Linked DNA regions of Homo sapiens: region 2 is linked to region 1. A link is a loop called in an ENCODE intact Hi-C map of the cell type or tissue named here. Cell type or tissue: dorsolateral prefrontal cortex. All regions are shown on one strand. Each heading gives the region's core, and the rest is flanking DNA. Links, peaks and the distances in the headings are about the cores only.

Region 1 (15,856 bases), core at 2,752-10,751:
TCCCAGGGAAGATTCTAAGTTCTGCAAGGACAGAACCTATGTGTAATTCATTTTTGTAACCCCAGGATGCCAAGCACAACACCTGTCACAGAAATTCAGCAGTTTTGGGCTGGGCGTGTGGGTACACGCCTATAATCCCAGAACTTTGAGAGGCTGAGGCAGGTGGATCACTTGAGGTCAGGAATTCGAGATAACCCTGGCCAACATGGCAAAACCCCATCTACTAAAAATACAAAAATTAGCTGGGTGTGGTGGCACATGCCTATAATCCCAGCTACTTGGGAGGATGAGGCAGAATTGTTTGAACTGGGGAGACGGAAGTTGCAGTGAGCTGAGATCGCGCCACTGCACTCCAGCCTGGGCAACAGAGTGAGACCCTGTCTCAAAAAAAAAAAAAAAAAAGGAAAAAAGAAAAAAGAAAAGAAAATAAATTAAACAATTTTATGCATTAAGCACCTACTGTGTGAGCGCATCATGCTAGACTGCCATCAGGATCTTGCCTGTGATGACCTGTGAGGTGCAGAAAAAATTGGTCCCCTGAATCCTTGCACAGTACATGGGCGTCTTTAGTGCTAACATGCCTTGTCTGTACCCCAGACTCTTCCTTCAGCTACCAAGGTCCTCACCTCTTCCTCTTGTTCCAAACCAGTTGGATAGAGCTCCAAAGAACATTTAATAAATTCACACACACTCAGGTATAGATAACTGATAACCACTTGATGTGTGATGTGTTGTTTCTCCAAGGGATTATTTTAATTCCAAGAAAGATCTAAACCTAAAGCAGATGTTCTTAATCCAGGTCCATGGAAGGTCTGAGTGTGGGTACAGTCAATGTGCTCAAACTTTTTTCTCTGGGGAGACAGTCCATATCTTTTATCAGATTCACCATTGGTCTGTGAACCAAAAAAGATTAAGAAATTGTTCCCCTCCGTCTCTACTAAATTACAAAAAATTAGCAGGGTGTGGTGGTCTGCACTTGTAGTCCCAGCTACTAGGGAGACTGAGGCAGGGGGATCGCTTGAACCAGGGAGGCAGAGATCGCAGTGAGCCAAGATTGTGCCACTGCCCTCCAGCCTGGTGACAGAGCAAGATTCCATCTCAAAAAAAAAAAAAAAAAAAAAAGAAATGGTTCCCTAGAGTGGGGCTGTCCAGTAGAACTTTCTGTGGTGAAGGAAGTATTCTATATCTGTGCTGTCCAATATGGTAATCACTAACCACTTGTGGCTATTGAGCACCGGAATTGTAGCTGGGGCAAGTGAGGAACTGAATTTTAAAATCTATATGAGTTAATTTAGATTTAAACATAAATAGCTTAGCATGGCTGGTGGCTGGTGGCTACCATATTAGGCCGTGTAGCCTGAGATGATAACGATTTGATAGTAGAATTTTAGATATGTTGAAGAGGTGACATTTTAGAGTATACAAGGGGATTCTTATGAACAAGAATTTCTCAAAATTTCTCTAAAATTTAAATTTCTTTAAAATTTAAAAATTCATTGGTTCATTTACTCATTCATTCATTCAGGCATGCACATACATGAATCAGCACTGACATCTGCTGAGCAGCCACCAGGCTTGTGGTACTGAGAGAACAAAAGGTGACTAGGAGAGTTTTTTACAATTTACTGGGACCAGAGTGTCTGCCTAGACAGGTCCCTTTGAGGATGCCTTTGTATTTAAAAAAGCAAATTTTAAAAAAATGGATTTCCCTACTTGTCAAATCCTTATGACATTTGACAATCTCAAACAAGAGAATGTTTCTTCCCCTTGGAAGAACGTTTGATCCCCACAGATAGGGAGGAAGCGGATCAAGTAGCTTGCAAAGTGGAAGAGGCTGGGGATATCTCCTGGAGGATCAGGTTCCATTTATAAATGGGAATCTCACAGTTAATGTTTTATGGATGTCGGTGAGGCAACCTTTGGGAAACAAGGGGACTGAGCATCTGGTATTTATTGATTTTGAAGCTTCTTTTCTTCCATGTTATCAGTAGCTCATCTACTCTTGGGTTGTGGTGAGGGTTAATTAGCTTTTATGGGTGAGCTCTTATAGCAGTGCCTGTTGCACCATGAGTGCTCTGTGTCAGTTATTATTATTGTTGAGAAAGTGCCCGGTAAATGTAGAAGCGGTAGGTGCTCAATACATTTGTTGAATGAATGACTGAAATTGCTTAGTGCACAAAATTAAAAAGCGTCAAGCAGAATCAAAGCTGAATGTCAGTGTCTGCAATGGCCTTTGCCAATTGCAAAATAGGCCAGTACCATGGCCAAGGCAATGAGTCTCTGCTTTGTGAATGCGCCCATGAGGGTTTGCCATCACAGCACGATGACTCCCAACTGAGGGCCTTGGCTTCTCAAGTGGAAATGGACTAGACATTGCTTAAGACCTGCTTCAGCTGTCCTGATCTAAGAACGTGTCACCTATCTCTAGCTGGGTCTTTTCAGCATGTCAGGCACAATGACAACATCTAAATCTACTCCAGCCAAGAGAGCTACAACAATCCACTATGTGAACATAGAGACCAGAATTCAGTTCCAAACAACCCATTTTGCAACAGCTTAAGAATTTCCAGTTGTGTCTTCTAATGAACATCAACTCCAGAAGTGGGACGGCACTGTAGACATTTGCAAGTGAGTTATGGAGGCGCTCTCAGCCCTGCCAAGGAAGGGGATGCGCCAGCATCCCTAGAAATAGACAAAACAACTCCAGCAAGGTCCCAATTGCACACTATAGAATTTTTAAAACTTGGAGCGAACAACCCCTTCCATGTCTGGCTGTCATTAAGCTGGACAGTCATAACTCCTTTCTGCTGGCTGCCTTCAGCCCTTCATGTTGTCTTTATCTTGTCAACACAGAACCCTTTGGCCTCCAATCCTATTCTTCTGATTAAAATGCCAGCATTGCTCTCCAGATAGCTCTTAACTTTATATCCTCTTAGAAGAAAAACAAAAAGGAAAATTGATCAGGACAGTTCAGTGTGTGAGGAATGGACATCATTTTAGGGTGGGGAGTGGAGGAGGAGGAGGCTGGTCCATGGTAAGGTTGCTAGAAGACTCTGTCCTGCATGGGTCTCAGGAATGAGGTCTTCATGCTTGAGTGGGGAACCAGGCTGCAAAGAGGAATGTGAGTTGGCATCTCATGGGATGACTTCAGTTCTGAGGGAATCCTTCCAGACTGGATATTTCTGAAAAGTGATAACCCCAGATCTGCCTGCCCAACCACTGTTCTTCATTCTCTCCCTCCTCCTCTGGATTGCATAGTAAAGAGAGGGGAGGGGAGGGAGCTAGTACTTGGAGTTGGCCAAACCTGGTCAACCCAGTAATTTCCTAGTTACATAGCATTGGGCAAATGTGTTCATCTCTCTGGGCCTCTGATTCCTTAACTGTGAAATGGGAATATTAAATCTATCTTGTAGAATCATTGGAGGGTGAAATAACTGTATGTGAAAGAAGTTACACGTTGAGAGGAGTTTTTGTTATTGTGATATATAATGTCTTTATTTAGCATTAAGCTGTTGGGCTCACTCTAGTGGATCTCACTCATCTCGGTTTTCTCAAAGAACCCTGTTTTTACCTTCCAACAACTGGTGCATTTTACTCCAAGATTTCCTGGTTTTATGGCATTATTTCCACCATCTTTGGCAACGTACCTTCCTTTGCCAACCAACACATGCTCACAAACCCTCCATTCAACATTTAACAAACATTCACTGAGTGCCTACTCATGCATTCTCTGTATGCCAGACCATCAGTGAACAAAATAAAGATTTAGGTGCACATTCTAGGAAGGCGAGAGAGACAATAACTGTAATACATAAGTAACTTATACAATCTATTAAGAAGTGGTAAGTGCTATGAGAAACTGAAAAGTGGGCTGAGAATGGAGTTGTCCAAGGTGTGGGCTGCAGTGGTTAATAGGGTGCTCAGGGTGGCCTCATGGACAAAGCAAAATGTTAACAAAGACGTGATGGAGATGAGGAAGTTGGCCAAGAAGAAGAAGTTGGCAGAGTAACTTTCTAGGCAGAGGCAACAGTTCAGCAGAGATGTGAAGCTGTGCAGGAATGTTCAAGGGCAGGAAGGACCTAGAGTCAGGGTTTTAGAAAAGGGCATGCAGATGGAGTTGATGGAAAGTGCAGGTCACACGGGGCCTTGTTGGCCATTGCAAGGATTTGAGGTTTGACTCTGCATGGAGTAGAAGTCCACTGTAGGGCTTTGAGCAGAGGAGAAACCTGATTGATTGCACTTGTGTTTTAAAAGGGTCTTCTGGCTCTATGTTAACGGTAGATGGTAGGAGGTAAGAGTGGAAAGAGGGAGACCCATTTGGGAATCTTTGCTGTAAGGTACAGGATAAATGATGGTGGCTTACACCAAGGTGGTATCAGGGGAAGTGGGGAGAATGGTCAGAGTCTGGATCTATTTGAAGGTGGAAGCACCAGGTTTGCTGATCTATTAGATGTAGGGTGTGAGAGAAAGGGAGGAATCAAGGGCATCTCCAAGGTTTTTGGCTGAGCAAGAGGAAGGATGGAGGTGCTATCAGCTCAGCTGAGGAAAGCTGTGGGTGGAGACAGTTTTGGGTAGGAGGAGATTGGGAATTTTGGATATGTTGAGTTTTAGATGCCTGTTAGACATCTAAGTTAAGATGTTGAGTGGGTGTTTGGATATATAAGACTGAAGTCCAGGAAAGAGGTCTGAGCTGGAAATATAAACGTGGGAGTCAGCAGCATCGAGTTGGTATTTAAAGCCATGAGACTAGATTGCCATGAGCCTTTCTTCCCAAAAACCCAATATACACGCATAATAATTTTCATTTGTGACTGTGTCACAGATTTCCCAAGGATCTCCCATCATCTATCAGTGGATGGTTAATTATAAAATTTGAAAAGCCTAAGACTGTCAGTGGTTGGAAGGTGGAGTAGGAGATAGAAGCTCAGAGCAATTTGTTAACTTTTAAGTCTCTTAGTTGGACTGAAGGCATGTACCAGTGCCCAGGGTAACATAGGCAAGATGGCAAAGTGGGGTGGTGAATTATATTTTTGGGAGAAGAGCCGTAATTCAGTGTGGTGGGGTAGTAGTCCCTCTTTCTCTCAGTCTCTGTATCTGAGTTTCCAGTCACACAGCATAGACCTGACACCAAAGCCATGCTCAACCACGAGCTTGAGATTCCAGGATGATAGTCCCTGAGAAGGCAAAGTTGTCATCTCTCAAGGCCAGGAAGGAAGGAGATGCACTGCCCTAACCAAGAAGATTTCACACTGGAATTCAGGGAAGCTAGAGAGCCACACATGGGATATGGTGCTTGGTGTGTACTATGCATGGGATGTTGAAACAGCAACCATGGAGGAGACGTCCAGGGATTTCCAGGGGCACAGCCAGGAAGAGTCCATGCACACCCAACTACAACCCCATGTCCCACACCCAGTGAACAACTCCATGAGCTATAAGCAGTGCTGAGTTCTAAGCCAGAGGTTCCAAATGATGTTGTTTATCAGAACCTTGGAGCTTATTAAATATACTCATCTCTGGGCACTTCTTCCAGACCTCTGAATCAAAATAAAAAAACATATGATTTTGTAGGGGCCTCTTGGGGCTTCCAGTTAAGTTCATTCTGACTCTAAGTGTCTCATATTGAGCTTGGTTTGGTCCTTGATCATTGCTGTGCATCCCCTCTGTTCCGGGGAGTGGGCCACATCCTGCGGAGAGCACAGAACAATTTGAGCTCTGGGTTCTGCCTTCAAATAGCTCAAAGACATGAAAAGAAAAAGAAGACTTCAAGAGTGAATTCCAGGCAATAAAATTATGGCTCTCTCCAGGCAATGCTGTGAGAACCCAGTGGATGGACACCCTGGAAGGGCTATGAGATCATAGGAGGGCTTCTGCCAGTCTCTGTCATCCACTGGCCAAGAGAATTGCAAAATGTGGCACGGATTTGGAGCCAGGATTCCAGCTGGCTCTAAAGGGAAAACAGTGTCTCACTGTGTCTGCAGAGCTTGTGTGCTGGCAACACCCCCAGGGAGAACTTGCTGCATGGGGGAGGAGGTCTGTACATAGATGTCTGGAGCAGATATGACGAGCCATGGAGGGAGAGAGCAGGAGCCTTCTCCCTGGCCCAGCCCCTGGACCATATCTGAAAGCTGTGAAGTGGAGGCTGCCGGCGGGGAGCTGATGCAGCTGTTCTCACAGGGGCTCAAGCAGTCCTGTTTGGGAGCCCAGATGACAAACGTTCTACAGAGTGGAGGAAGCATGTATTTCTCCCCTGCTTGGGTTCCATGGGGACTCTGGGCATCATGGTGGTTTTCTGTGGAACAGTGAGTGAGAGCATGGGAGACTCTGATGCCAGGCTGTGGATACAATGCCTGGTGGGAAAGTGGAAACTTGGAAACTTGGTGGGAGACAGCCAATGCCTGGTGACCATGGCCAATTACCTTAAGTGGTAACAAGACAGACTTCTCTGGGATTCATATGAGACCTTCCTGTGGGTTCCTAGAAATATACTCACTGAGAGCAGACACCTGTGCAGGGAGTCCCACATTAGCAGGTGAATGGAGAGAGCCAGAACAATCTGCTTAATACTGTTAAGTGCTGAGACGTTTTGTGTACCAACAAACTGAGGAATCCTGGGAAAATTCAGTGTGCCTCAAAGGGACCAGAACATTGTGGGGGATGAGAGGTGGAGCTAAGAGTGGGTAAATGACTGTGTGGGCTTGTATTTGTGTTTGGGAAAATGTGAGTTGCCAAGGATGACAGAGATAGCAGTCTTAACTCAGTGGCTCCCAGGGAAACATTCTTTGGTTGTTGGAGGGTCTGAAAGCCCATATGATATAGGCAGTCCTTGGTGAGGACGAGTGGGCAGGGTGAACAAGGCCCTAACTGTATTGCTCATTGAAGGTATCTGGCAAAACTGGACCCTTCTGGGAAAGTGACCACAAACTCACATTGTCTGGAGATGAAACCAGGGAAATCAAGGCCAAGAACCCAGAGATTTCCCCGAGATGGGGTCCCTGAGAAGATGAAACCCACACCCTAATGGCCTTCCCTCCCAACACTGGGGTGTTACTAATGGGCATTCCAAGTGTCACTTTGGGATGAGTATGGGACACACCCTAGGAGCATTCCTATTTCCCAGGCTACAGATTTGTAGCCGCTTTCATAATTTATAATTATGTGTAACCTTATAATAATCTATTCCATACTCTCCCTCTCCCATCTCAGGTGATTCCCTTCCTTTCCTTACAGAGAGGTCCCCCTTGCTGTGACAAACACTTACGCAGAAGACAAGAAGCAAACTGGGCATTGCAGAAAGTGTCCAAAGCTATTAATGATTTCACTTCCTCTCCATTTTACTACTGAGAGAGCAAGCAATTGGCAAGCAACCTCATCCCCCCAAATCCTGACAGAAGCCAGAGGGCTGTAAGATCCATGGGTGAGATTATATGACACCACCTAATTTGTTCTGAGCTTCCTGAAAGCTGCAGGGAAGATATTGGAATTGTAGTTTCTTCTGAAATACAAAAATAAAATAAAATAAAAGGTTGTGACAGAGATTTAAATGAGAATAAAATGCCAATTAACTCAGAGATATTGAACTAGAATCCGTTTCTCAGAAGAATCCCAGGTCGCACGTGGTGGATCAGTTTCAATTTCCCCCAAAGCACCGAATGGCCACACCGGGGAAGCAGACATCAGAACAATCCAGAACTCGGTGCCAGACCCACTACTTATCACTTTAATTGACACTTACTCCATATGATGCTCATACTTTCACCGAATGGGTTCAATTTAATTTGAAATGGGGAATTTTTTTCTTTCCCCTATTGAAATATTTAATGCAGCAGGCTTTAACTAAATAGCTTCAATCCTCGCATTCCATTACTCTTCCATTTCGCTTTAAAAATACAAAAGAACCCCTCCAACCATGATTTATTTGGAAAATATTTTACTTTTACCACCTCTGTAATTACAAAAGCTAATGGTGCATATCTTTTCTTTTAGTAGGTGATGGGACAGTTTGGCAAAAAAAGAAATCCCTTCTTTGATATCTATTCTGCCGTCCTCAACAATAAATTAACAGACACAGGCCTACGGAAAAGAAGTCATCCTTAGACTCGGGGTGGTGATAAGGCAACTCTTCTATCATGGAGCATATGTGTTTGGCTCCCAGCACACCCTGTACCGCACACACTGTGAGAACCAGGGGTGGGTGAGGAGGGAGGCAGCATCTTTGCTGAGGAGAATCTGGATTCTGGGTGATCACATGAAAGTAGGTGGGTTCTCCCCGCCCTGTGTTTATTAGGGCTGACAGACGAGTGCAAGAACATTGTTCACCCCGAGGTGTTACATACTGATACACTGACAGGCAATTATCTTTGGAGATAGTGTTAAAACACAACAATTAATTGGAAGAGCAAGAGAGAGAGTGGTGGCCCCAGGCCGAGGCAGAATGGTATTTCTAAAAGCTCTGTGAGGCTGGTAATTCAGCTTCAATGGGTCATTTGATTTTCACCACCTCCCCGCCCCAACTGAAACCTTCCCAGTGCTTTGTTTTTCAAAAACATTAGCCTTCAATGTGTCTCAGACGTCATTAAAGTGCGGGCCAACCTCCCATAGCAACTTTCCAAAATGGTGCCTGGCAATAGAGAAAAATCATTGCCTTAGCAAAGATGTCTCACACAGCCTGCTTTTGTGACGGTAGATGCTGGCAGAATGTCTTTGTTTCAAACTGAGGCTGACACATGTCTGCTTAAATAAAACATTCCCACTTCAGCTGACTGATTTGGTGGGAACAAGAAGTTCACACGCCAAAGCATGGGCTGACCTTCATGACCCCCCCACCAGCAGGGGGGAAGAATGCATTGTTGTATCCTTTTACTAACAAGCATTGAGAAGTGTGAGCTTTTCTTTTGCTTGTTTTACCATGGTGACATCCATTGACCTATATTTGATATTCTGCGTAATATACATGTGTCAGAGATCACACATTTGATTGAAATGGGGAAAGGAGGACAAGGAAGAGAAGGATGGAGGAAGCATTTTATAGTTTAGCAAAAACCTGAATGTTTTATAGAGAAGTCTTCATTTTGAAGAGGCAGAAACCAACTGGATTTAGCTTAAATGGAGAAAGAGGAGATTTATTTTTAGGACATAGGGATGTCTAACAGAATCTAAAGGAACTCAAGCTTCCTGATTTCAAGAACAGATCAGAACAGGAAGCCATTTGGTCTCTCCCTTCATCTCTCATCCCTGGTAAAATCTTCGTTTTCCCCTTGCTGCTCAAATTGGACCCTCTGCCTCTCTAGTCTACATGGCTATGGACAATTCCAAGCCCCAGCAACCAAGGCCACATGTTGAAGGTACAACCACATGAAGGGTTCCTGACTCATGCAAATTCAGAATAAGGGTTTTGACTGGTCTGGCTTAAACCAGGTACCCATGCCTTGTCCAACCACCTCAACACAAAAAGTAATGACAGAAGCTAGAGGGCGGGGTGATTCATGGATCAGATTATATGACACCCCCTAATTTGCTGCGTGTCTTACTCTAGAGGGTAAGTCACTTTGAACAAAATGTTTGTGTATGTGTTGAGGCAGTTAGAGGTTCAATGTGTACAGAAAGACTTTTTTTAGTTACAATACAAAGAGAATCACTTTTTTTTTCACCAAAGAAAATATTAGAGGAGATTTAACAACAGGAAGATGTAGTCCTAATTGTGGTGTGTTATCTGGAGAAAGCTTAACTGCAGGAGTCAGAGTTTGATGTGTTTAGGCTGGCACACTTATGGCTACCCCAGGGGTAATATATCAACTAGGGGAGGAGCTGTTTTCCCAAAGGAAGTGGGGTGTTACTGCCAGAAGGAGAGGCAGGAGATGCTGGGTGGACAGAAACCACAGATATTTTCTTCCTTTTCTAGGTACTCATATTGCTCAGTGGGTTCTGGGAATCCTTGCCCTACCATTAGGAGTTCCACAGGAGAATGCATCTTACTTTTAGACTATCTTGACCTTCTGCCTCTCCTCAGTCAAAGTTGTGACAGTGTGCATGCCAGTCTGCAACACAGATCCTTGCCAAAATAGGCTACATCAAGCTCATCACGTTGATCCCAATGTTTGTCTTAGTTCATTTTGTGTTGCTATAACAGAATGCCACTGGTAAATTATAAAGAAAAGAAATTTATTTGTCTCATAATTCTGGAGGCTGGGAAGTCTAAGAGCAAGGCTCCAGCATCTGGTGAGGACCTTCATGCTGTGTTATTCCATGGTAAACAGAGGAAGGGGAAGCAAGGCCAAGAGTGAGAAACAGAGAGGGTTGAACTCACATTTCTAACAATCTCCTTTCATGATAGTTAACCTACTCCTGATATAATGACATTAATACATTCCCAAGGGCGGAGACTTTATAGCATAATTGCCTCTTAAGAGTCTCCCCCATTAATACTGTCACAGTGGCAGTTAAATTTCGACATGAATTTTGGAGGGGACACTCAAACCTTAGCATTCCACTCCTGCCTTCCCAAAACTCACTCACATACAAATTACATCTATTCATTCGATTCCAACAGCCCCTAGTGTCTTAACTTGTTCCAGTCCCAACTCAAAAGTCCAAAATCTAGAGACAGTCTCATCTGAATCAGAGGTAGGTGAGGCTTAAGACACAGTTCATCCTGAAGCAAATTTCTCTTCAGCTGTGAAATGAACAAGTTATGTGCTTCCAAAATACAATGGTGGTACAGGGATAGGATAGACATTCCCATTTCTAAAAGGATAAGTAGTCCAGAAGAAAGGGGTAGCTAGTCCCCACTACATCCAAAACCCAATAGGAAAAACAGTAAGTCTTAAAGCTAGAGAATAATCTTTTATTTCATGTCCTGGATCCTGGGCACACTGATAGGGGGTTGGGGCCCCAAGGTTTTTTTAGGTAGCCTTGCTCTCGTGGTTTTACTAGGCTTAGCCCATGCTTCAGCTCTCAGGTTAGCGTTTTGTGCCTGCAGCTTTCCCAGGCTGGCTTTGCACACTGGTAGCTTTCCAGTTCTGAGGTCTCAGGAGTAGCTCCACTCCCCCAGCTATACTAGGTATTGCCCTAGTAGGGGACTCTCTGTGGTGAAAGAATCTCCTCTGCAGTGTTACCCCTGTGACACGTCTCTGCCTAGACCCCCAGGCTGTCTGAGATATCCTTTGAAATCTAGGTGGAGGTAGCCATGCCCCCACAGCTTTTGCATTATGCAAGCCTGCAGAGTCAGCACCATGTGGATGCCACAAAGGTTTATGGCTTCTACCTTGCAGAGGAGTGAGTTGGGCCACATCTGGGTTCACTTAATCTGTGACTGGGATAGCTGAAGGGGTGCTGCACCAGAACGTCAGAGTCCCGAGGTGGCAGCAAAACCTTGGAGGGTGCCCTGGGCAGTTCCCTGAAACCATTCTGCCCTCCTAGAGCTCTGGGCCTGTGATGAGAAGGCCAGCCTTGAAGATCTCTCAAATGCTTTGAGGGTCATTCTCCCATTGTCTTGAGGATCCCTTCTATTCATATTAATCTCCTTAGCAAAGGTCACTTGGCCATACCCTTGATTTGCTCTCTCTAAAATGCTTTTTTATTTTTTACATGGCCAGGCTAAAAATTTCAAACTATTTCCATTCCACTTCTTTTAAATTACAAATATCATCTTGCTATTTATTTCTTCTTGTATCTTACTATATGCAGGTGAAAGTAGGCACATAGCTTCTTCAATATTTTTCTTAGAAATTTCTTTCACCAGATATCCTAGCTCATCACTCTTAAATATTACCTTCTATAAAGTCCTTGGGCATGGACACAATTCAGCCGAGTTCTTGGCAAGTGTGTAACAAGAATGGTCTTTAGTTTCTAACATCTTGTTCCTCAGTTCCACCTGACACCTCATCAGAATGGGTTTTACCATCCATATCCAACATTCTTTTTTGTTTGTTTGTTTGTTTGTTCTGACTCAAACTTGGTGACCTGCTCTAGGACCCAGCCTCTTTGCAGTCTTCACTCTCCAGAATCCCACGCTCCAGTAAAATTGACACCCTACTGTTCTCTCACATGCTCTGCACCCATCCTTCCTCCTTCCTTTTCTCCTGCTGGTCCCTCTGCCTGGGGCACCCTCCCACCTTGAGCCCCACATTGTCTGAATCCCACTGTAGTTCTAGATACAGCTTCAATACCCAGTCCTCATGAAACCCTTGCAGCTTCTCCAATGCAGAGTGGCTTCTCCCACACTGACCCCTTGAAACATCACATCAGATGACATCACCACTAGTTTCTTAGAAAGCTGAGAGCCTCTAGATATTTTCCCACTTCATGCCCCATGGCAGCCTTGAGAGGGAGATAGCATAGCCCACTCCCTGAAGGAGAGGGGGCTGAGGCTCAGAGAAGCTGCAGCGTGGCTGAGGACACTTGGCTGGCAAGGGGAGTGCTGGGATTTTGTGCAGGTCTGTGCATTCCCAACATGTGCACTCATTGTAAAGGGGAAATGCTTCTGACCTGACCTTCTTCTCTACCCGATGAATATGGCTGTTCCAGGTGAGAACTGTGGTCATTCCTGGGTCCCTAAATGTGGCAGCACAGTGGCCAGCACAAGGTAGCTGCTCATTACATAGATGTGGAAGGAAGGGAGGGAAGGAGAAGAAAAGGATGATCTGAATCCATATACTCGAATCATAAGCATTAGGGGATAAATTAATTGCTTGATTTAGGATTTAATTAGGGCTTAAGAAAACAACAGCTGTTTATCTTGAGTACCAACTGGGTGTGATGACATATGATCCACCGATAGGAACTGAGACACTGTGCCCACTTAAGATAAGCTTCAATAAACTGAAAGTGAGCGATGAACTACTATTTAAATGGAAAGGACAATCTTTTTCAAAGTCTTAAGTAAAACATTACCAAAATGTAGCATCTTTAGACAAAGTTGGAGTTGGAGAATATAGCAGAAGGGAAAAACTCGAAGGTGGGGAGGGGGCAGGAGACCTGGGATTGAGTCTTGGTGGTTTATTAATTGTGGGACCTTGAGCAAGTCCCCCTTGTTCCATGGGTTTCCATGACCTTATCTGAGAAAAGATGACCTGGATCACTGCCCACTGGAATATTGTGCCAACTCATGCTCGCACTGAGCTCTCAATGTTTTGCCCAAGATTCTATATCTCATTTTGTTTCAAGCCACGTGAGCTCCCAAGGCAATCTTTGCAGGATTCTCTTTACCTTTTACGGTCTCTCTTCTGCCATGCTGGATTTTCTAGGTCAAGGAGGGAGACCCTGAAGCTGGCACACATGTCTGTATCTCCCTCATGCTGGGAGCTCTGGGAGGATGGGTCCACATGAGAGTGAGTTCTCTGGAACCAGTGCCCAGCTGAGGGTAGGCATAGAGTGGGCCTCTCAGGAAAGGAGGGATGACTGAGTGGATGGATGGATGAGTGAGTGAAGGAACAAATATGTGATTGTCATATTCAGGCAAAGAGACCAATGTAACCAGTCAATCCAGAAGATCTGTCGGGAAGAAGTGCTCCACATGCACTGAGTTCCTATTTGCCAGGTGCCAGGCACTGCACTTAGCCTTTTCCAAGCACTGTAATCTCCCAACAGCTCTTTGGAGTAAGTGCAGTTATTTCATCCCATTTCACAGATGGGGGAACAGAGACACCAGTTGCCCAAGCTCACAGGACTGAGGTTTAAATCCTAATCCTCTAGAGGCCCAAGCTGGTGTCTTGAACCTTCTGAGCCCTGTTTGCATCCACAGCTCCCTTTCTGCCCATCTGCAACCGAGAGACCCTTCCCCCTCTGACAAGTGTTGATCACAAATGATTGGTGGGTGGGCGACCCTTGCATCCTCTGGGAAGATCAGAAAAGGCACCAATTGGGACGTGATCAATGGGACAGGAAGAAGACACCTCTCTCACACTCTCAATAAACCCAAATTTTCTATAACCACGTCTTTATTTTTTAAATAAATCCAGAGCCCCACAGGCTGCTCAGCTTCTTCTCCAGGCCTGCCCACCCTTTGAGAGCTTCAAGGCTTAGAATGAGGCCGGGTAGCCCAGACTCACTTAGGAGTGGGACGTCTGTCACCCGCCCGTCTTGCGGGATGAACAACGAAGCTCTCTTATCCCACTTGCTCCCCCTCCCAGGGCCGCCAAGATGTAGGGACAGGCGTTAATTGAAGCCACAGCGAACTGGGCCAGAGCTGCCTGCGATGCTGAGAAACACACCGGCTGTTTTCAAAGCGCCTTTCTCTCCTCTCCTTTCTAATGAAAACCCTCATGTAATCTGTTAGTGCCACTGCACTGGAGCATGAATTATTCAGAGAAGTCTCTGTTCGGTTATCTCCCCTCCCCGGGGACGCCCCTACCATTGTCCGCACTGATGGGTCATTATGCACTCTGTGAATTTAATCTTTTAGGCTATCCGGCCGCACAGAAAAAATGTATGAATAACAATTTTCCTGTAATAACCTTCAACTAACCTTTCAACTAGAGTGAGTCATTCCAATCCCATTTTCACATCAAGAGGAGTCAAAGGCAGGCAATTACCTCTTATCTGTTTCAGAAGCTGCCCCCACCCCAACTGCACCCTTAATTTTTAAAGAGGTGTTGAAGAATGTGTGGGAGCCAGTGGAGGAGGGGGCCTGGGTGGAGGAGGTGAGAAGGGTTGGGTGGTAAGAGGCAGGCACTGGCATTCCAACACCGAACTTCAGCCTTTCCCTCTGGACCTGCCTTGCCATCTCCTAGGGTCACCAGCACTGCCTCTCATCAGCCCACAATGTGGCTTTCTCAGCCCTCTGAAAGCAGCCACCAGTTCCCTCTCTTGCCCCCACTAAGGGAAAATGTCTCCTCTATCCAGAGATTTCCACAAAGCCCTTCCATGGGAGGCAAGTTCAGATGAATTTTGTCTCCTAGTGAGAGTGTTGGGCTCACCATGCTGCTGACACAAGAGAGGATGGGGAGAGTGGGGGCCTGTGCCCACCCCAAGAGCCCCATTTCACCCCTGGGCTTGCACAGTGCAGAGATCTGGAAGGAGCCTGGACTTTGGAGTCAAGTGTAACTGGCTTTGAGACTTGGCTCCTCCAGCTGTGTGAACTTGGGTAAGCCACTTTACCTCTCTGAGCCTTGGAAGGGCTTCATGGATAAAATGGGGATAACAATAACAATAACTTACAGAATTGTTGTTAGGGTCAAATGGGACATGGAAGCAAACTCTGTCCAGTGCAAAGCCCCGGGGCTGGGTCAGCTCCTCCAGTGAGGCTGAGGCACCCCTACCCCTATTTTTCCCATCTCCTTTTTTTGATCTTGGGTTCAGCCTGGTTCTGAGCACCCAACTCCCTTCCCTAAGCTCCTTGGCTCCCCAGATAGGGGCTAATACACTCATCCACACTCAGGTCTTAGAATGGCAACTTCTAATGGCTCAAAAAATCCTAAGAGGAGGGGGCGTGAGCAGTGCTTACCCTAAGGGACTTGGCCCATTCGTAGTGTGTACAACTGACTCTAGGCCTTTCACTCCTGGAGCAAGTCTTTGCTTTGTCTGTTTTGCCTCCAACCAATCTTTTCTTTTTTTAAATTAACCAAATGAAAAATGTGAACTCAGAGTGTGAAATGACTTCTCCAAGTCCTAATTCAGAAGAACAGATCCTGGACCAGGACCCAGGGGTCCTGACTCCCCTCCCAGTGCTCAGAGCATCATACTGCCTCTTAAAGTGCTTGAATGGTGGCAGTACAGGCATGATGGCCTTTGGCAGGAAGGGATCCTTGATATTCCTCAAACCAAACCTTGCCAAGCCTTGGTGAGTCTTCTTTCCAGGGTCACACAATAGTCAAGAACCTTGTGCTGAAGGCCTGACAGATTCCTCAGTGGGTTAATG
Region 2 (15,856 bases), core at 4,552-12,551, 220 kb before region 1:
AGTGCAGGACGATTGTTGGGCCTGGGCCTGGAGTTCAGGGGACTTTTATTATCCCCCACTACACTTCCACCTGGGCCTGGCACTGCACACCTTGGCCATCCTGGTCCTCCCAGGTCCAACCCTCACAGGCCTCCTTGGGGGATGGGGAAGGGGTTTCCAACAAGGGGGAAGGCCACAGGAGAGACCTCTGCCCTGGGAGTTCAGAGGCTCAATCCAGCTGAACCACTCACAGCTGGGAGACTGGGGCACTGTCCCCTACACCCTAATTCTCATCAGAACTGCAAAGGGGCTAGGCAGCAATCTTTAAAGTCTTTACTTCAGACCCACTGAGATTCCAAGAAAGTCAGGCCCCACTGAAAAAGTCCTCCAACTGGGGCGGTTTCATGAGGGAATCTTCTATAAAAGTGAGGGTCACAGATTGGAGACTGAGAAAACAGGATCTCTAAGACCTTCCCCTCTCCAAGATTCTGAATCCATGAGCTTCATCTGTGCTTGGTCTCCTGGATATGTTTCTTTCTGTGTGTCAACTCTGAGCTAATTTTAAAAAATTGTTTTAATAGGCTTTATTTCTTAGAGCAGTTTTAGGTTCACAGCAAAATTGAATGGACAATACAGAGATTTCACATACACCCCTTGCCCCCACATTTATACAACCTCCTCATTAACAACATCCCTCACCAGAGAGTTCATTTGTTACAATCGATGAGCCTACATTGATGTGTCATTGTCACCCAAAGTCCATGGTTTACATTAAGGCTCACTGTTGTTGTACGTGCTGTGGGTTTTGGTAAATGTGTAATGACATGCATCCACCATCTCAGCATCAGAGTAGTTTCGCTGCCCTAAAAATCCTCTGTGCTCAGCCTGGGCAGCATAGCAAGACCTCATCTGTATAAAAAGTTTTTAAAAATTAACTAGGTGTGGTGGTGCACACCTGTTGTCCCAGCTATTTCAGAGCCTGAGGCAGGAGGATCACTTGAGCCCAGGAATTTGAGGCTGCAGTAAGCTATGATTGCATCATTGCACTCCAGCCTGGACAACAGAGCGAGACCTTTCTCTGAAATTAAATAAATCCTCTGTGCTCCACTTATTCACCCATCTTTCTCCCCTAATTTCTGGCAACCACTGATCTTTTTACCCTCTCTATAGTTTTGCCTTTTCCAAAATATCATATCACTGGAATCCTAGTCTGTAGCCTTTTCAGATTGGCTTCTTTCACTTAACAGAATGCATTAAGATTCTTCCTCACCTTCTCATGGCTTGATGTCTCATTTCTTTTTTTTTTTTTTTAATTTTTTTTTTTCTTTTTTTGTAGAGACAGGGTCTCACTGTGTTTCCCAGGCTGGTCTTGAACTCCTGGCCTCAAGTTATCTTCCTGCCTCGGCCTCCCAGAGTGCTAGGATTATAGGTGTGAGCCACTGCACCTGGCTTCTCATTTCTTTTTATCACTGAATGATGTTCCATTCCCTGGATATAACACAGTTTATTCATTCATCTACTGAAGGACATATTGGTTGCTTCCAAGTTTTGGCAATTAAGAAAAAAACACTGCTATAAACATCCATGTGCAGATTTTTTTGTGTGGACATACGTTTTCAACTCCTTTGGGTAAATACCAAGGAGTGAGACTGCTGGGTCATATGATAAGAGTACTTTTGGTTTTGTTTAAAACTGTCTTCCAAAGTGGCTGTCCCATTTTGCATTCCCACCATCAGTGCATGAGAGTGCACACATACTCCGCATCCTCCCCAGGATTTGGTGGTATCAGTGTTTTGGATTTTGGCCCTTCTAATAGGTGTGGGGTGGTATCTCATCACTGTTTTAGTTTGGAATCCTCTAATGACATATGATGTTGAGCATCATTTCACGTGCTTATTTGCCATCTATATACCTTCTTTGGTGAGGTCTCTGTTCAGATCTTTTGCCCATTTTGAAATCAGGTCGTTTGTTTTCCAATTGTTAAGTTTTAAGAGTTCTTTGTATATTTTGATTAACAGTCCTTTATCAGATATGTGTTTTGCAAATATTTTCTCTCAGTCTGTGGCTTGTCTTCTTATTCTTTTGATAAATTAAATTTTTTACTATCAAGACACTCACGATACATACATCATGTTGATAACACAGATCGCAATAAAAGAAAAATATTCTTGATTATATTCCTCCAAGGATGATGATAATAATGATGATAGTAATGACTGTTCTCATCTTTGAAACCCTCACTATGTTCTGGGCCCTTGGCAATTGTCTCATGTGACCCCACCACAGAACCTTGTGTGGTAGGTATTACTATCCTCATTTTGCAGATGCTACAAAGGAGGCTCAAATAAATTAAGTGGCGAGACCAAGATTTCATGCTAGTGAGCAGCGGGGCCAGTATTCAAACTGAGCACTGTCAGCCCCATGGTCCTTGCTCTGAATGCTACAGTTTCAGCCTGTGCCATTTTCGTCTTCCACCTCCCATAGTTGGAGACTTCAGTATACAGTTCATGTCTCTCCCGCCCCCAGAACTTCTTTGATTCTTACTATCTTATTTCAACTTCAGGATCTTCCTAGAAGATGGACATTCTTAAAGAAGAACTAATTGAGACTCTAAGAGGTTAAATGACTTACTTACAGTCACACAGCCAGCCAGCGGGTGACTTCAGCTAAGCTGCTTTCCCAAGCCACATCCCAAGCTCCTAGACCCCACAGTCCAACTTTTCCCACTACTTTGACCCAGAAAAATTGTCCCTGGATTGCTGCTGTCATTCCTGTCCTGCTTCCCCCCTCCCCCATACTCTCTCCCATCATTTTTCTGTGCCTACTGGAGGAAACATTCTAAACTGCCAAGCCAATCAGGGCTCTCCCTGGTGCCAGTCATCCTGCCTTCCATCAATCCTCAAGAGGAAACAGCAACTCCCTGGGATGGCACGCCAGGCCACAGCACCCTACCTAACTCTTTTGCCTCTGCAGCCACAGCCCCCACCCTCCACATGCCCTTCTTGGCTGAGCCAAACCCCCTGCATCTGCTCTTCCTTGAACCTCCAGGGCTCTGCCCACATTACTTCTCGGGCTGGCATGCTTTCTCCTCCTGCTCTCCACCTGAGCCAGCCTCCTCACCCACCATGGCATGAAAAGGAGCTCTCTTTCGCCAAGCACTGACTCTCATCACTGGCAGTGCCAAGTACTTTATTTGCATTTTATTTAAATCACATAATAATTTGGTGGCAGGCGTCATTAGCCCCATTTTACAGAGGAGTAAGCTGAGGTTTAAGAGGTGTTAAGTAACTTGGCTAAGGCTACATGGTGGATAAGTGGCAGAGGTGGAACTTGAAACTTTGTCTGTCTAACTTTACATACAAGGGTCTTGACTTCATTAGTGACCCCCATGCTCCCAAGCCCTCCCCACCCCCTACCCCAGATTGCTCCCATAACACCTATGCATTTCTCCGTGATTACACTTCATGACGCTCTTTTTTTTAAAGGACTTTAAAAAAAATCAGTTTTAGGTTTACAGAAAAATCAAGCAGAAAGTAGAATTCCCCAACACCCTTTCACTTCACCCCCAGTTTCCCCCGTTACTAACATCTTGCATTAGCATAGTACATTTACTATAATTGATGAACCCATAGTGATACATGATTAGGTGAAGTCCACAGTTTACATTAGGGTTCACTCTTGATATTGTACATTCTTTGGATTTTGACAAATGTATAAAGTGTCACACAAAGTAGTTGCTCTGTCCTGAAACTCTCCAGTGGTCCACCTATTCATCCCTCCCTTCCCTTTAACCCTTGACAGCCTCTGATCCTTTTCCTGTGTCCATAGTTTTGCCTTTCCCAGAATGTCATCTAGCTGGAATCATACAGCCTTTTCACACTGGCTTCTTTCACTTAGTAATATGCATTTAAAGTCTCTCCCTGTAATTTCATGACTTAATAGCTCATATCTTTCTTTTATCCCTGAATAACATTCCATTGTCTGGATGTACCACAGTTGGTTCATTCATTTACCCATTGAAGGGCATCTTGGTTGTTTTCAAGTTTGGGCAATTACAAAGCTGCTGTAAATGTCCCTGTGCAGGTTTTTGTGTGGATATAAGTTTTTAACTCATTTGGATAAATACCAAAGAGCACAACTGCTACAGCAGCAACATCCTCTCTTACACAACACCACCCATCCTCTCCGGACCCCAGCCAAAGAACTCTCGGAAGCAGAGAATGTGTCTTGTCCTTCTCCATCTCCAAGACTTACATATCATGGGTCCTCAATAAATATCTGCTGAAACGAAAAATGCAAACAGACAATCATATACCTCGGATTTTCCAGGACATTTTAAATTTCATATTATTTTATTCTTTGCAACAAAAATGATTTAATATAAGCATAACCAAATAAAAATGAAAAATGCCTATGTAAGGCTTTCTATATTAAAACATTTCACGAACAGTTTTTTTTTAATGCATCCTTTGCTAGATACTGACTCTTGCCTTGGGATTCCAAATATGCAGTTGCCAGAGGGATGGTGAGAGGGACCTAGGCTGGGCATCAGACCTCGGTCACGTCCCTTGCCCACATGGGGCCATCATGTCCTCCTATGACACAAACACAGGCTGTTCTAGGAATCCCTGTCAGATGAGCCTCCCCATCCCACCTACCACTCTCCAGGGAAGGCAGGGGATTAGAAGGGGAGAAGGCCAGGTCTCTGTTAGCTGAGGTCCCACTCACAGAATGGGGCCCCAGGCCCCAGCAACAGGAAGGAAGAGGTAGGAGTACCCTTAAGCCCTTTCACTGAGAATAACAGTCATGTTCATTTTAACACATTGATCATGAGAACATTCATGTTCTTGATGGATTGATTTAATTATTATACAGCTCATTGATTTAGGGACTGTTATCTACATCACTGATCTCCAAGACTTTTGGCACCAGGGACCAGTTTCATGGGAGATAATTTTTCCACGGACGGGATGGCGATGGTTTTGGAATGAAACTGTTCCACCTCGAATCATCAGGCATTAGATTCTCATAAGGAGCACACAACCTAGAGCCCTCGAATACACAGTTCACAATAGGATTCACACTTCTACGAGAATCTAATGCTGCCGCTGATCTGACGGAAGGCAGAGCTCAGGCAATAATGCTTGCTCATCTCCTGCTGGGTCTCCCTGTTCCTAACAGGCCCATGGCCAGATACTGGTCCACAGCCCGGGGGTTCGGGACCCCTGATCCACATTCATAGATTCAGTTCCACCCACAAATATTTATTGAGTGCATACCACAGGCAAAGGCTCTGTTTTAGGGCTGCAGCAGTGAACAAGACAGACAGAGTCTCTGGCTGCCTCATGGAGATGGCATTCCCCACTGCAGGAGACAGACAGTGAGCAATCACGGGTTGTTAAAAGGTGAAAGTGCTAACAAAGAAACAAAAAGTAGAGCAGGGAGTAGGGTGAGCAGTGGTGGAGGTGGAATGGGACTGACTCCAGTATGGTAGGCCATGTTCAAAAGGTGAGGTTCTTAGCAAGATGTGAAAGAAGAGGGAGAGAAAGTTAGCCAAGAAAACCTTGCAGGCAGAAGGATCAACCAGTGTGAAGGCCAGAGGCGGGGCTGGATCTGGCACAGAGGAGGGGGTGAGTGGAGTGAGCGAGGCAGAGGGGCAGAGGACAATGGGGACAGGTCCTCTCCATGATCTGTTTGTGGCCCACCAGGCCACTGAAGGACTTGGGCTTTTCTTGGCTAGAAATGGGAAGACAGGGCAGGGTTTGGAGCAGAGGACTGACATGATCATCCTGACTCCTCAGTTGAGCGCAGACTACACGGAGGGGTGGAAGGGTGAAAACACAGAGGCATGTTAGGGGCTGCAAGAGTCTGCCAGCAGAGGCAATACTGTGGCTGGGACCTGCTGGTAGCAGCAGAGTGGGTGACAAGAGGTGGGACTGGGGATCTGGTTGGACAGTAGAGCCGTCATGATTCCCTGATGAGACTGGTGTCCACTTTAAAGGTCTAGGGGGGAAGCCCTTACCTAAGCCCTGTACTTGGGCAGCCCTGCGCATGGCCCATGGGAAATGGGAGATTCCAGACCTGCTTCTTTGCCAGGTAGGCTGCTGATGCTGGGGCCACCCAGAGACGGAAAGCACCTGGTACAACTCCCCTTCTCCGGAGTGCATGGGCCCCAATCCCAGTTCCTCTTGGCCTTACTGTCAATGGCACAATGATGGTAGCTTCCTATTGCACTCCCCAGAAGCTGACCTCCCAGTCACCCGGCCCCAGCATTCCAGTTAAAGAGGAAGCAGACAGGGCCGGAAGTCGAACTCGTGCCCCAGCATCCTCATACCCAGCCAGGAGCTGGGGCCTCAGGAGGGTTGGTGGGGAGAGCAGGGGAAGGGGTTCCTCTCAGCACGATTGAAATAATGTGTGTCTAGCCATTGAGCTAGGTGGTGTTTGCATGTAAGGTCAGAATGCCAGCCTCTCCTGGAAACAGCACTGGCCTTTGACTCGAAGATCTACGCAATCGAGTCCTGTTCTGCAGTTATTAGCTACCTGATGATGAGTACATCAGGAAACCATTCGGGTCTCTATTGCATCATCCTTAAAATGGGGACAATGGTGGCCATCAGATAAATGCAAATCAAAACCACAATGAGATATCATCTCACACCAGTTAGAATGGCAATCATTAAAAAGTCAGGAAACAACAGGTGCTGGAGAGGATGTGGAGAAATAGGAACACTTTTACACTGTTGGTGGGACTGTAAACTAGTTCAACCATTGTGGGAGTCAGTGTGGCGATTCCTCAGGGATCTAGAACTAGAAATACCATTTGACCCAGCCATCCCATTACTGGGTATATACCCAAAGGACTATAAATCATGCTGCTATAAAGACACATGCACACGTATGTTTATTGCGGCACTATTCACAGTTGCAAAGACTTGGAACCAACCCAAATGTCCAACAATGATAGACTGGATTAAGAAAATGGCACATATACACCATGGAATACTATGCAGCCATAAAAAATGATGAGTTCATGTCCTTTGTAGGGACATGGATGAAATTGGAAATCATCATTCTCAGTAAACTATCGCAAGAACAAAAAACCAAACACCGCATATTCTCACTCATAGGTGGGAATTGAACAATGAGAACACATGGACACAGGAAGGGGAACATCACACTCTGGGGACTGTTGTGGGGTGGGGAGGGAGGGGGAGGGAGAGCATTGGGAGATATACCTAATGCTAGATGACGAGTTAGTGGGTGCAGCGCACCAGCATGTCACATGTATACATATGTAACTAACCTGCACATTGTGCACATGTACCCTAAAACTTAAAGTATAATAATAAAAAATAATAATAAATAAATAAATAAATAAATGGGGACAATGGTGTCTATCCAAGAGAGCTGTAAGGGAGCAGAGATGTGAAACCACTTCACAAACTGGAAAATGCTGCACGAAGGTCAGATGAATGCTCACAGCCTGGGGGAGAGACCACATGTGCCCAGCTAAACGTGGAGCAGGACAGCCTGGGATGGGGGCGTCAGACACAAGTAAAGATACCATGCTAGCCTAGAGAGGGAGGTGACTCATTCTGACTAAGGGGGTACAGACAGCAAAGGTTTCACAGAAGAAAAAAGGATCTTGAAGAATGGATGGGTTCAAATAGAGAAGAAACGATATTCCAGGTAGAGGGAGCAGCATGGGCAAAGGTCTGAGGTGTGAAAGTGCACAGTATATGTCCGCAGGGAGCGATGGAATGATTCTGAGCAGGGGAATGGCAGAACCCAATTTGCTTAGAGGTCACCCTGGTTCCTAGGGAGGGATGGAGTGGAATTGCTAGGGCTGGCTGAGCAATACTGAGGCTTCAGCCAGCTGCACTCTCCAGAGGAGAGGGGAGCCCGCCCAGGTTCCCCCCGCAGTCTGGATCTGCGTGGGGGAAAGGCAGATGGAAGTGGAAAGCTAGTGAGGGTGGGAGCCTGAGCCAGGCTGAGCCAGCTGGCTGCCCCCTCCCCCTCCCCCCAAGCCTCCCTCTGCCCCAGCCCACCCCCAGCCCCTGGGAGCCTGAAGACCTGTTTGTTTTCCTTGTAAAGAGGGGAGCCCTGCCCTTTGTGAGATTTCTGCTTGGGAAGGAGCGAAATGTCTGCTTGTGCTGCTGCCTGGATTTCCAGCTATTGACAGAGACTCTGACAATGAAAGCAAAGGCCAAGAGAGGCAGAGACAAGGCGGCTGATTAAAATGTTCTTCCAGGGGGTAGTTCAGCCCTGCCCAGGGAAGGCTGGCTGGAAAACCCGTACTGGAGTCCTTTCCTCCAGAGCTGTAGGCCCAGTTCATGGTGGGGCTGTGAAAATAGTTGAGGAGTTTCTGCACCCCACCCCAATCCAGCTGATCCAGCTCCCAAATCCACTGCTGTTGTTCCACTCCTCCCTTAATAACCAGGGTCACTCATAGGACCAGAATTTGAGGCTCAGTGTTCTGTTTCTAAAATGAGGGCAATGATAGTGCCCATTTGGTGGGGTTTGTTATAGGTCAGGTTCTCCAAAGCACAGACTGAGATGGAGCAGAGTTGCCGATGAAAATATAGGACACCCAGTACAATTTGAATTTCAGATAAACAACGAGTGATTTTTTTTTTTTAGTATAAGTATGTCCCATGCAATATTTGGGACATAGTTATACTAAAAAAAAATTCATTGTTTAAAGGAAATTCAAATGTAACTGGGTGTCCTGTATTTTTATTTGCTAAATCTGGCGACCATAAAGTGGAGAATATTCCCATGCAGGGGACTCACTGGGGAGTGTTTCATTGCCAGCGCCTCACCTGGAGGCAGGATGGGGCATAGGGAAAAGTAGATAGGGCTTGATGAAGTCACAACAATGTCCCCGCGACCCCACGGGGAGCTCTGGATCTCGGTTGGCCCTTCAGAGCTGCCTCAAAAGGGCTGGGGCACGAGGCCTCCCGGGACCCTCACATCCTAGCATCATTTGAGGCTGGCTTTCCTGGGGAGGCAGCTGGCTGTCTTCTGCTGAAGTGGTCTCAGCTCAGTGTTTTCCTTTCCCAATACTCTCTGCAGCTGGGGCATGGGGCTTCAGTGCTGAGGGGGTTCTGCGTGCAGCAATCATGACCCTGTTGTTACACAGTTTGATGAGACAATTGTGTAAATGGCTTAGCTCAAGGCTGACACCTACAAGTCAGTCATTTTAGTATCCCCTGAATAAAGGCCAGGTCACTTAGCCTGGCTCTCAACCCATGAGCCATCCAGGGCCAAGTTATCTGCTCTTCTGATCTCCCTCAGCCCCTTTTGGGAGCCCTTTCCAAAATCATGTATGTTAGAGTACCATCTGGGAAGGGGTCCATGTCCCCCATGGGTTGATGACCCCACGTGTGGATCCTCTCTATACCTCAATTCTGCGGACCCCAACCAATAGTATTACAGAGATCTTCTGAAGATCCATTCTGAAGCCCAGCCCTATAGACACAGTCGTGGGGGCTTTGTTCTTGTTCAGTCTGTGTCTGGCCTCATTCTTGTCTGAGTTAGAAGTTACAAGTCTGCAGTTAATTAGGCTGGAGAGGAGCTTCTCATCATTGGCTAAAAGAGGAACCCTGTGTGCCAACTGTGGAGGGCAGCCTGGTTCTGGCTCCCATTCTCTCTGGGTTTGGCCTCCATAGAGAGGGAGGCTGCAGGCAGGTGGGCTGGGGCTGCCTGCATGTTTGGCCCTTGCTGGCTTTGGAGGAGTGTCTCCCTACCTCTCACCCCCTACACACACATTCAGGTCTACTGAAAACCCACCCACCTCTGCATTCTCCTTTTTCGAGGACTCCAGGAACCCTTTGATGAACATTGACTTCTAACATTGAGGCCTCTGGCTCCCCAGCTTCCCATCTTTCTGTGTCTCCCATTAATGTGAGACATATTTAAATTCTGGGAGCAGAGAATCTGGCTCTAGGTAGAAAAGCGTCCAAGCTTGGATTTAGATAAAGAGGCTGAGGAGTCTGAACACATTGAGACCAAGCGGTTGATGTGTCCTCATTCATTCAGAATCACTCACAGTCATTGAAGGCTTGCTGCCAGCTGCGTTATCTTGCTTAATTCTCACAACAACCCTGTGAGCAAGGCTCTAGCATTATCCCAATTTTACAGATGAGGAAACTGAGGCTTAGCAAAAACAAGTGTCTTGCCTAAGGTCCTAAAGCAAAAAAGCTAGGGTGTCAGGATTCCAACTTGTATATCTGCAAGTAGCACTTAAGCTCTGAGTAGCAGGCTGTGCCTAGGTTGCGTGGAGTCACCTGTTCATGTATATGCTTAATGGCCTTGTGTCATCATTACATTCAATATCACTACTCTAATAAAACAGATAAACATCAAGGAAACATAAATGACCCCAAAAAGCCTCAGTCAGGCAGAGATTGGCACAGTAGGGAGGTCTGCTGGAAGAAGCAGGAGTGTATCAGTCAGAGGCCAGGTGCTGGGAACAAGAATCACCCCAGCTATTGAAACAGACATTTAATAGAAGCAATTAGTATCTTAAGCTAGAGGAGAGGCCTGGGGGCTTGGCCTGCAGGAACTAGAATTCCACAGAACTCACCTGCCAGAGTCGCTGCCTCCTTTTATTTATTTTTTTAAATCCTAGTAAAAAACACATAATATAAAATTTATCATCTTAATCATTTTTAAGTATAGAACTCAATAGTAACTATATTCCTGTTGTTGTGCAACAGATTTTTGGACTTTTCATCTTGCAAAACCTAAACTCTCTGCTAATTGAACAATAACGCCCCATACCTCTCTCCCACCCGCCCCTGACAACCATCATTCTAATTTCTGTTTCTATGAGTTTGATTACTTTAGATTCCTCAAATAAGTGAAATTATACAGTATTTGTCTTTTTGTGGCTTTCTTATTTCACTTAGTATCATGTTCTCAAGGTTCATACATGTTGTAGCATGTGACAGAATTTTCTTCCTTTTTAGAGCTGAAAAATATGTCATTGTGTGTCTATACACACACACACACACACACATCCACATCACATCACATTTTCTTTATTCACTTATCTGTCAGTGGACATTTAGGATGCTTCCACCTCTTGGCTATTGTGAACAATGCTACCATGAACATGGGTATGCAAATATCTCTTTAAGATTCTATTTTCAATTCCTTTGTATATATACTCGGAAGTGGGATTGCTGGGTCATATGTAATTCTATTTGTAATTTTTTGAGGAACCTGCATACTGTTTTCCATATAGGCTGTACCATTTTATATTCCCACCAACAATGCACCAAGGGTCGAATCTCTCCACACCCTTATCAACAATTCTTTTTTTAAATAGCAGCCATCCCAATGGGGGTGAGGTGATATTGCATTGTGGTTTTGATTTGCATTCCCCTAATAATTAGTAATGTTGAGCACCTTTTCATATGTTTGTTGGCCATTTGTATATCTTCTTTGGAAAAATGTCTTTCCTTTGCCCATTTTTTGACTGAGTTATTTGGTTTTTTATTATTCAGTTGTAGGAGTTCTTTATATATTCTAGATATTAACTCCTTATAGATATGTGATTTGCAAATATTTCTCCCATTCCATTCTGTAGGTTGCTTTTTCCCTCTTTTTTTTTTTTTTTTTTTTTTTTTTTTTTTTGAGATAGGGTCTCACTCCAGTTGCCTAGGGTGAAGTTCAACAGCGAGATCATGGCTCACTGCAGCCTCAACCTCCTGGGATCAGATGATTCTCTCACCTTAGCCTCCTGAGTAGCTGGAACTACAGGTGTGCACGACCATGCCCGGCTACTTTGTGTGTGTGCCTGTGTGTATGTATGTGTATTTTTGTAGAGATGGGGTTTCTCCATGTTGCCCAGGCTGGTCTTGAACTCCTGGGCTCAAGCAATCCTACCACCTCAGCCTCCCAAAGTGCTGGGAATACAGGTGTGAACCACCACACCCGGCCCCCTTTTCCCCTCTTTTAATCTATTCCTTTCATGCAAAGAAGTTTTTAAGTTCTAGTCCCATTTGTCTATTTTTGCTTTTGTTGCCTGTGATTTTGGCATTACTGCCAACACATCATTGCCAACTCCAATGTCGCAAAGATTTCCCCTATGTTTTCTTCTAGGGGTTTTATAGGGTCAGAGGGCTGCCTCTTCCAGTATAGTCAGAAAGATAGGGAAATAGATGGTGGCCTCGAGAACTTCTGACTTCAGGAAGGTCTGTCATCAAAATTCAGAGCTGAGAGAGTTGCACCCTCCACCCACACAACTTAACGCTTGACGTTTTTGAAGGTAGTGGCTGGATACTGGAACATAGGTGCAGAAAAACTCACCATCTCCGCAAACACATCACCAGCCAGAAAGAACAGGTAGCCAGAGATGGTCTCTGTCTTACTGCTGCTCTCCCATCTTGCTTGGGTGGATCTAATGGGAGAGTCATGTTTACTTCAGAACCCTTCCAGTGAGTGAGTCTAGAAGCATAATTTTCAGCTGTCAGTCTCTGCAGTGTAGAACATATCCAGTGAGGAGGTTCAAATGGAAGACAAGTGCCAGGAGGCCAAGGTAATAAATTAGGTGATGTATTAGGAAGTGCCAGGCCCCTACTTAGTAGAGAGCAGAGCATTATTTCACTGGGACCTACCTGGCATGAAGGAAAGGCGGGTTAGTGAGGCAGGATAGTATTGGGTAGGGTAATGCAATGGTGATGGGCACAACCTCTGCAGCTCAACAGGGCTTACACGGAATCCCAGGCCCACCACGCATGAGCGGTATGACTTGGCTAGGTTATTCCATCTCTCTGGGTCTTCCTTTCCTTCTCTGTAAAAGGGTGGGAGGCTGCCCCCAGAATAATCTGTAGCCTTTCCCTTCTGAGCTGTTCAGCCCTTCCACACAGCAAGGCCTGAATTTGAGTCTACTTTCCCTACCAACGAGCTCTGGGGGTATGAATGGGGCCTCTAAGAGTCTCCCTTTTCTAGTAGGCCATTTCACAGGAGCAAATGAGATGTGAAATTAGAGCTAAAAGACTCCCAAAGCACGAGGAAACACAAGATCCTCGGAATGAGGCATCACCAGGACACCTAAACTATAAAACAGATAAAAATTAAGGCTGTTCTGATTGAGGTGGAGGAAGCGATCCCTGTGACCACTCTCTTTACTTCCTCATCTTCTCAGCACTCCCATCAACTTCTGAGGATCCCAGGACCTCCTTAGGGCACAATTTGAAAGCTTGACTGGTTTACAGAAAGAATCAATGCCAATGCCAGAAGGCCTAAGTCTGGTCAGAATTCGCCATCGTCAACTTGTGTGGTGGTGGACAAACTACCTAACCTTCCTTGGCCCTCAGCTTCTTCATCTGCCATGGAGATAATTTTCCCTGCTCTACATGTTGCGTCTTAACTAGAAACCCACAGACACGACAATGCTTTAAGCAGAAAACACAAGACAAAAGTAAGATGGCGTTGGTTTTGTTTGTACCTTGCTTCATACTATAGATTTTTTGTGGTAGGTTAGTGGTCAAATAATAAGTTGGACCTCCAGGCCCTCAAAATTGAGTCTTTTTTTTTTTCAGTTCCACTCCAACATCAAAATCTATAGTCATCTATGTGCCTTTCTTACAAGTGAAGCCCCTTTGCCCCTTTTCTTGCCCCCATTTCTCTCTACTTCCAGAACTCCCAGGTCCACCTGCAGCCTGGACCTTCAGAGTCCCCATCAGTCTCTTGTGTTTGCCCCCCAACCTTGTTCCAACCCACCCCTCTCTGGTTGCCCCATCTCCCTCTTGCAGAACCTCAACTTCAGGAAGGGCACTCCCCAAAAAGGCAAAAAATACCCCATCACCAGTCCACTCCTCCCTGCCAAACTCCATACAACCTAACTGCATTTAGCCTTCCACCCTGACATCTTTCAGGGATGTGCCAACAGCAACTTTTGTGACTATTTTCCAATGTTACGCAGGCACCTAATGGCCCTGGGCTGTAGTCCCCACTTGGAGGAGCTGCCAGAGGATCCCAGGACTTCTCTAGCATTAGCTCTTCATAAAGAGACTTTATCTGAATGACTAGATAATTGCTAACTTGTAGAGCAATCTTTAAAATGGCTCAAATACTGCACAAGGCAGGAACCTAGAGCTGGGGGTATTTGAATTACTTTCTAGTAGAGAGGGCACTGAGAGTAGAGGACAGAGGATAGGCTTTGGAGACAGAGGGGCCTGGGCTCACCAATCAGCTTCTTCCCTTCCTGAACATGTGACACTTTCCTTCCTGTATCTCAGTTTACTCATCTGCAAAATAGGGACATAGAGAATGGCACTATCTTTTTTTTATTATTATTATACTTTAAGTTTTAGGGTCCATGTGCATAACATGCAGGTTTGTTACATATGTATACATGTGCCATGTTGGTGTGCTGCACCTATTAACTCGTCATTTAACATTAGGTATTTCTCCTAATGCTATCCCTCCCCCCTCCCCCCACCCCACAACAGGCCCCAGGGTGTGATGTTCCCCTTCCTGTGTCCATGTGTTCTCATTGTTCAATTCCCACCTATGAGTGAGAACACGTGATGTTTGGTTTTTTGTCCTTGTGATAGTTTGCTGAGAATGATGGTTTCCAGCTGACAATGACACTATTTATTAAGATTACATGAGATAGTATATGTCAGGATCTCTCAACTTCAGGACTATTGGCATTTGGGGCTGGATAATTCTTAGTTGAGGAGGGTGTTCTGTGCATTGCAGGATGTTTAGAGGCATCTCTGTTCTGTACCCAAAGGCACTGCTACCCTGAGTTGTGAAAACCAAAAATATCTCCAGATATTGCCCAAATTCCCCTTGGAAGCAAAATCACCCTGAGTTAAGAGCCACTGGTGTAAGAGAACACGCTTGATACAAAATCAGGCTCTCACTATTGCTGGATGTATGTGACAAACTCACGTTTATAAATTCATTTATTAAAAAGATACAAAGCTGATAACAGATCTGAGAGTGAAAATCAAATCTGTCAGGCAAATACCCTCTCATCTCTCGTTCCCTCCCCATTCCCCATCCCAACTCAGAACCTCCATCAAAGACCAGGTATGCCGGGCACGAATTCTACCTAAATGATCCATACTGACCCCAGAACTCCCCTCCACTGGCGTGGATAATTCTTACAGCGTGGGCCTCCACCCTTGTGAAGTTGAATGCATTAATACCAGCAAAATATTTCTTAATCTCCTAAGCCTCAGCTTTGAATCCTTAAAAAGGAACGAAAGAAACAGCACAAATCTCTTAATTAGAATGCCCAATCACTTCGATAAATATTTACCCGGTTCGGGCATGAGGCATGGAAACCCTGTGCCATTAGTCAATAGAGGTCAGCAAAGTGCACCTTGGGAACAGTGGGATGCAATTCAGCTCAACTTTGGAGCGGGTGTAGGGGAGAATGTTTCCAGGCTTATGCTTCTGCTAAAGACAGGTGAACAAACACATTCCATGCCTACCCTGCACACCTGCCCCCCCACAAAGTCTCAGGTGGGCATGAGGGCCTCATTGTAAATCATCGCCTGGTAGTCTGGCTTCCAAAGCTTTCTGGAGAGAGGCAGTGGCTTCCTCTGCTAGTTGGGCCATGGAGCAAACCAAACCATTCCCCAGTGAGTGTTCTCTGTAGTGCCCTGGCTGGGTACCTTTGCTCCTATCTGGAGCTCTCTTCCTTCCTCCCCTCTGAGCCACAGCAAGGGCCACCCTCTATAGGCAGCTTCCCTAATTGTCCCAGTCCCTCCCCACCCCCACCCTTCTACCCAATACCATTTCCCTGCACAGGCTCTATTTAACTCTGAGGGCCTAGATACAGCCTGGAATACAACCTGGAACTGGGGACAGTCTGGCCTTGTGTATGTTTTCGAAGGCAAGGGCTTTC

What was found. A loop is a pair of places that touch in the nucleus more often than their neighbours do. Peaks named below come from ENCODE experiments on the same cell type or tissue, not always from the same donor. Only the 100,000 strongest peaks of a DNase experiment are listed, where the experiment ranks them.
Region 2: a loop joins it to region 1, with 9 times the contacts of the local background. A loop is called at or near these places in 7 of 110 quality-filtered maps.

Annotation. Positions count from the first base shown.
Region 1 is chr15:69,884,124-69,899,979 of GRCh38, reverse strand. No RefSeq gene overlaps it. Among named protein-coding and RNA genes, the nearest start is that of LINC00593, 57 kb to the right of the region's middle. In dorsolateral prefrontal cortex, for the core only: no CTCF peak of the experiment used is centred there; a DNase peak (open chromatin) is centred at 5,929; H3K27me3 peaks cover 413 bases.
Region 2 is chr15:70,103,888-70,119,743 of GRCh38, reverse strand. No RefSeq gene overlaps it. Among named protein-coding and RNA genes, the nearest start is that of TLE3, 14 kb to the right of the region's middle. RefSeq lists enhancers at 6,140-6,434, 7,387-7,896, 7,897-8,408, 8,921-9,432. In dorsolateral prefrontal cortex, for the core only: no CTCF peak of the experiment used is centred there; a DNase peak (open chromatin) is centred at 8,243; H3K4me3 peaks cover 539 bases; H3K27ac peaks cover 751 bases.